2 separate regions of the Mus musculus genome follow, and region 2 is linked to region 1. Evidence: chromatin contacts called from ENCODE Hi-C data. All regions are on one chromosome and are shown on one strand. The core of a region is the stretch at or near the end of the contact, and the rest is flanking DNA. Distances in the headings are between cores, read along the strand shown.

What was found. Hi-C counts contacts between places; a loop is a spot of excess contacts on that map.
Region 2: a map of T-helper 17 cell shows a loop between it and region 1 (4-fold over the local background). The contact joins the promoter of Rapgef1 here to the enhancer-like site in region 1. A Hi-C loop is called at or near these places in 2 of 37 maps with a recorded cell type or tissue (T-helper 1 cell and T-helper 17 cell).

The regions. Positions count from the first base shown.
Region 1 is chr2:28,516,265-28,519,336 of GRCm38, forward strand. It overlaps a transcript of Ralgds not described here. Among named protein-coding and RNA genes, the nearest start is that of Ralgds, 16 kb to the right of the region's middle. Within about 2 kb of position 1,514, at least 2 of the 3 ENCODE cell types and tissues checked have a DNase peak (open chromatin) inside an H3K27ac peak, as active enhancers do.
Region 2 is chr2:29,618,185-29,621,482 of GRCm38, forward strand. It overlaps Rapgef1 (Rap guanine nucleotide exchange factor (GEF) 1), which reads left to right and starts at 1,536. Exons shown (of 26, transcript NM_001039087.1): 1 at 1,536-1,879. The coding sequence starts at 1,819.

The DNA of each region.
Region 1 (3,072 bases), core at 264-2,763:
TTTGTTTTGAGACTGGGTCTCTACATAGCACTAGCTATCCTGGAACTCACTGTGTAGACCCCAGAACTCACAGACATCCTCTTCCGAGTGCTGGGAACTCCAACACACTGGGCGTAGATGCATGTGTTGGCACATGCATATGGTAGGTGCTGTGATCATTGAGGGAGGCAGGGTCTCAACTAATAGGGCTGGGCTTGCTGGCCAGCTTGCTCTGGAGATTCCGTCTCTATCCTTTGAGGCTAGATTTATATCTGTCTGGATAGCCACAGCCATCAGGCATTTGCCTGAGTCGTGGAGGTCCTGGCCCTGTAACCTCTGAGCCATTTCCCCAGCTTCTGACTTTTACGGTTGTCTGAACTTGGTGAAGTAGCAGAGCTGGAGAGCCATTCATCCATGTGCTTGTGCATCTCATAGGTCAGCCACACGAGAGAAAGCAGGAAGAGCAGTGCAGAAAGCTGACAGGGAGCGAGACAAGAGTCAGCGAGGTAGGCATGACGGTGACAAAAAGGTGACAGGCCTGGTACGTTGTGTTAGTGTCCTGTGGCTGCTCTAGCAGAATGCCATATACTGGATGACCCTGTGCAACAGAAATCTCTCGTGGTTCTAGAGGACAGAAGCCTAAAAGCAAGGCATCAACACCACTGAACCACAGCTTCTGGCATGGCTGTAGTCCTTAGCTTTAAATCCCCCTAAACGTGTCTGTAGTCCTCTGCCTCCACACAGCTGCCTCTGTGTGTCTGTGTCTCTGTGTGTCTGTGTCTGGTTGTCTCCATTACTGTAAGGACATCGTGTGTGTGTGTGTGTGTGTGTGTGTGTGTGTGTGTGTGTGTGTGTGTGTGAGAGAGAGAGAGAGAGAGAGAGAGAGAGAGAGTGTGTGAGAGTGAGAGAGTGAGCCCTGACCTGACCCCATCCCAGTCTAGCCTTGTGTTGCCTGGATCTGCAGGACCCAAGGGCTTTTGGAAGGACACAGCTGAGCCTGTGAGGAGGGTTATAGGGAAGGCCAGGTTCCTTAGGATCTGGCAGAATTTCACCTGTGTAGGAAGGCTTGAAGGCCACCAATGGTAGCACCAGCAGGTGGCGCTGTAACCTCTGGTGTGGAAGTTCAGTACTGCACTGCCCTGTCCCGAGTTTCCACAAAAGCTCATCTGGTTGCCAGGAGACAAAGCAAACTGTAAACAGGTCAGGAGTCATCCTTGGTGACACACACTGAAGGAAATCAGAATGAGAGCAGGCGAGCAGCAGGGTGTTGCTGGTAACCACTGAGGAGACCTCAGCTTCTCCCCCACCCCCTCTCCCCAACACACACACCTTGGGGCCTGGACTTTGCCTCCCTCTGGCTCGTCACCAGTAAGTTGCCTTGGCCTACTGCAGTTTCCAGACAGCTCCCCTACCTATTACCACAGGCCACAAGAAGTAGTTTTAGGGAAAGGTGAGCTGCTTATACAACACATGGCTGGCAGGGACCTTAGCCTTAGCCTGTCCCAGAGGAGGCATGTCTACCCAGCATGGCCTGCTGCCAACACTGGTTGGCTGGGCATGGGGACAACCCCTGGTTGGGTAATGGCAAGCCCCAGGTGACACTCCTTTACAGACAAGCCAGGGAGGGGCCAGGCACCAGGGCTAGGGCGGAGAATGCCTTCCAGTTATACTGGGCTTCTAGTGGTCAGAGCCCTGTCAAGGCAGGAAGAGCCTGAGTTGGTGGTTAGCAGGAATGGAGATGCAAACCAAGCTAGACAGATTTTTTTCATCCCCCTGACTCTAATGAGGGCCTCAACTCTGCTTTCTGTGTTGGGTCTTGAACCTCAAGAGAATCCTCTCTTAGAGGGTCACGGGGTGGTGCACGACTGCAATCCCAGCTGAGGCAGGAGAATTATGAGTTCAAGGTCATCCTGAGGTACACTGTGAGACCTGAATCCCCTACACACACACCCCCAAACTGAGTCTTAGAGGCATAGTACTTTCTTGGATAGGTGGCTTCCTTGTAGGCAAAGGTAGGTTTGGGGAGCCTCCAGGGCCCCTTACAGGTAGCTGAGACAGCCTGAGGAGGTAGAGATGGGAAGGAATGTGGCATCTCCATAAAAATGACAAGTCCCAGAAGAAGGGAGAGTTCCCATGGCAACCTAGTACAGTTGCTTAGCAACCATAGTCCCCCAAAATACCTGCAGGAAGACTCCCGGCTAGGGGCTTTCCCACCGCCTGTGTGTGGCTCTTAGCTCTGAGTGGTTACCTCCTGTGGTTGATCCACCCACACCTCCATATAGGGCCTAGCAGCCCACAGCCCCAGGATCCTTACTGAGAGAAACCCCAGTCTACTCCCTCTTCCTATTACCCCAAGCTGCAGCTGCCTACCATCAGGCCAGTCCCTTAGCAACCAATGCCATTTTCTAGATATCCGAGTGACAATTGGACAGTGGTAGAATGTCAGAAAGATTCAGAATCAGCTGTACAGTCAATTGTAGCCTGGTGCCGGCCATTCCAGAGGGACAGGCACGATGTTTTAACAACACAAATACCCTGTAGCCCCGGACTCCCTAGTCCTGGGGCACGGCAGCATCCCAGGTGTGGCAAAGACCAAGAGTCCCCTGGAGCTCCTGGAATACAAGGCTGTGGTCTCAAACCAACTTTGAGACTAACTAGCCGGCTGACCACAGCATAATTCCTCTTGACCTGTTTCTCCATCTCTGGCTCATCTGTCCCTTTCCCTGTGTGCTCACCACTTTAAACATCAATACTGCCCCGTAAGTTATGTCACGTTTGGGGACTTGCATGGGATGTGGGAAATCGGGCCCAGGGCCTGCACGTGGCTGAGTCTGCCTGCCTCCGCTGGTAGATTCCAGGGTTTGAGGTTGAGGTAACTGGATTCCAGCACACAGTCTGGGCAGCTGGACACTGGGCTTGAGGTTTTAGTATTAAATATCCTGAAATGATTGCTAAGCCAGTCAGTGTTTTTTCGTTTGTTTGTATATTTTTTAGAACAATATCACCATGTAGATCAGGCTGGCCTTGAACTCATAGAGATCTGCCTGCCCCTACCTCCTACGTTCTGGGATAAAGGTGCATGCTACCATCCTT
Region 2 (3,298 bases), core at 286-2,785, 1.1 Mb after region 1:
TTTGATCTTGTTCTTAGGAACCTCAAACCTGACTGCGCCTACATTTATTGTTCCATTCCTCACTTCAGAATTTGGGGCATGAAATATTGACGCTCTGAGCTCAGAAGTCTGGAAGGCTAAGCACCCAGGGAGAGCTGGAGGGCGGGCCTTGAGCGATTCGCCAATTTTGCCTTGCTGATGCAGCTTCCACCAGAGCAGAGCAGAGCCATTCTGGCCCTGAGCAGCCATTTGTCAACTTGAAAAGGGAAATGAATTTGTCAATCTTTGGCTTGGCCTTTGACCCCTAGAGGGTTCGGACCCATGGCTCTGGAAATTTGGCTGCCGATTGTAGGCAGCCCTCAGTCACAGAATCAGGGGACTGTAGAGTATAGGGAGATGGAAATAGAAATCTTTGGTGGCATCCGTCACCCTGAACTTCTCCCTGCACATCTCTCAAGGTTTGCCCTACCACTAGCTTACATATCTAGAGGCAAAGCAGACTTCTAAGTGTTCTTAAGTTACATAGTGTGTCTCTGTGTGTGTGTATATGTGTGTGTGCAAGTCAGAGAACACTCTGCAGAAATTGGTTCTCCCTCAGCCGTGTAGGTCTAGTCAAGTTCGGCAGCAGTTGCATTTACTTGCTGAGCTATCTTGGATGGTCCCTAGCCTAGCACTCACTTTCTCTCTCTCTCTCTCTCTCTCTCTCTGTGCGCGCACACATGTGCTTGCACACTCGCTGCTGATGTGAATTCCATCTTAGCTAAAAACAGTGAGCAGGGAGCGCCCTTCCCTGTATCTCTTGTCTTGCTAAAACGTATTGCTCACTAATACTTAATGATATGATTTGACTCTCCAACCTATTCATGAGCTTGTTTGAAGGGAAGAATCCACTGGGTTAGTCATGGTAGGATATGACATCATACATAGCAAAGGTTCTTTGAATGCCTAAAATGAACTGTAAACGAACTCATTTGCATACTAGAAAAGACTGCTCTTTAAGCTGGATGTTCCCATTGGAGGGTTTCGTGAGCAAAGCAAACCAGATCTTCTGTGTCACTCCAGGTCTGGGCCTCAGCCTTGGCTTGGAGGATCGGGGCCCACATCTGGCTAAAGGTTCTGCCTTTCACTGGCCCTTGAGACTCACATAGTGTGTATGGGGGATGACGGGGTGAAGGTGGGTGGCAGTCCCAAACGTTGTTGAGCAGGCTTCTTGTGTTTTCAGTGTTGTTGAGTCTAGTTTAGGATCAATTAGAGGAGCTTTGGGCCTGAGGAGGATGCTGAACTTGGGTAACAGACACGGAAAGCTAGCCCACAACTTGAGATGGAAAACTCTGGGTTACCGGAGGCTCTGATCTTTGATGGGAGGGCATGCGGAAGTCCTGAATTGGAGCTGTCAGTCATAGGTTTGATCTCTTTCTCTGTGTCTGAGGAAAGGGGTGGGGTCTATACCGAGCTGTGGCGCGGAGGACTCCAAGCCGGTAGAGGGCGCTGCGCCTCGCGCCAGGCTTAGTTCGGCTCCGGGCCATCAGGGGGCGCTGTGGCGCGAGCGGCGCGGTGGGCTTCCGGCAGGTGGCGCCGTGGCCGCGGGGCCCAGGCCGGCGGGCGGGCGGCGGCGCGGCGCTGCGGCCGGCGGCTCGCGGCCCCGGAGCGGCGGCTGCGCGGGAGGTGGAGCGGCGGAGTGGCAGGCCCGGTGCGGGCTGGAGCGCGGGCGGCGAGCGCACGAGCCGCGGCCGCGCGGAGCCCGCCATGACGGCGCGAGTGTGAGGCGCGGCGAGCACCGGTCCAGTAGAGCGGCGGGCGCGCCGGCCTCTTATCCCGCAGCGGCCGGGCCGGGCCCTGATGAGCAGCGGCCTCGGCCTCCGGCGCAGCCCGGAAATGTCCGGCAAGATCGAGAAAGCAGGTGAGGCGGGCGGGCGGGCGGGCGGCGCGCCTCCTGGCCTCGTGCGCTAGACCCCCAGTCCGGGCCCCAGCCTGGCAGCGACGCCGCGAGGGCCATCTTTGAACCGGGCCTGCCCGGCGGCGGGGGGCCTGTGATGCTAGCAGGATTCTGGGGGAGCGAGTGGAGGTCCCTGTAGCCTTGTTCCCTGGAACATCCCACAATGGCTGGAGCCCGGGACCCTTAGGAGGCCTGGCCCCGACCGCATGCAGAAGAGCAGGCGCGCTCCAGAGGTGATCGGCAGCCCAGTTATAAAATGTGTCACTCCTAATGAGCCTCGAGTTTAACCACAAGTGTCCACTTCGGTGGCTTCAAAGGACAGCAGGCTAGGGTGTGTTGGAGCGATGTTTCAGGGAGCAGCCAAGTTGTCCTCTAATATTTCTGCCTTGCTCTGCAAGCAGGGCAAGTGGAGAGTCATTGGGGATGGGGGAATAAGGTGGATGCGATCTTGGTGCAAACCTCATCTCTTTGTGTGTTCCTGGAAATCTTGGGGAGTCGCCTCCCAGTTTTTCCCCCGCCCCCCGGCTTGCATATTCTGGGAGTTAGATACTCCCGAGAGTCAATTACTGTTGTGCATATGGGGCCCAGAGCTTAATTAGCCGTCAAGCAGGGACTCCTTTTACGGGAGGGCGGGTTCTTGGCTGGTAGGTAAGGTAGGCAGTGAGTGGTCCAGGGCCTGGGTTGGGGGTTGTCACAGTGGGGATACCCAGTTATCCTGGAAACTTAGTAGAGAAGGCAGACTTGTAAGAACCTGAAAAGGTGTTCGGCCGCACTAATTTTTGGAAGCTGCCATTTCATAGGTGGACTTGAGGATATTTGGATGTATATTAGCAGGGGACCAACCAGCAATGAATGTAACTTTTGCAGCCCTGGTTTAAACACAGGGACAAACGTTTTGGTATTCTCTTTTGAGCTATGTGTCTTCATTCTGTGTTTGGTCTCTGGGTTGTGTTGTTTATTAAACGTACTTGAAGATTGCCTGCCAAAGTATGGTCTCTGTTTTCAGGACCCAGAGAGGTTCAGTGAATGTTTGTAGCCCACCCAGCAAGGGGCATAGGTAGGGTATTGACATCTGTCTTCTGACAAGAAGTAGGATAGCATTCCCGTGGCTGGACTGTTCCTTTTCAGATGCTGTTTCTGGGGTGTTTGTCTCCTTGTCCTCTTGCCCCGGGGCCTTGTCTAGTGACTATGAGTCGCTTTCCTGAATACGTGCTGCTCTGGAAATATCCCTGACCCATCTGTGCAGCCCTGCTTAGGAACTCCTGATAGTGTCTCATCCGAATGGCACTGTTGGGAAACTTGGATGATTTATTTAAAAATAGCATTGATGCGCTGGAGAGACGGCTCACCAGTCAGGAGCACTTGTTGCTCCTGAGCAGCCTG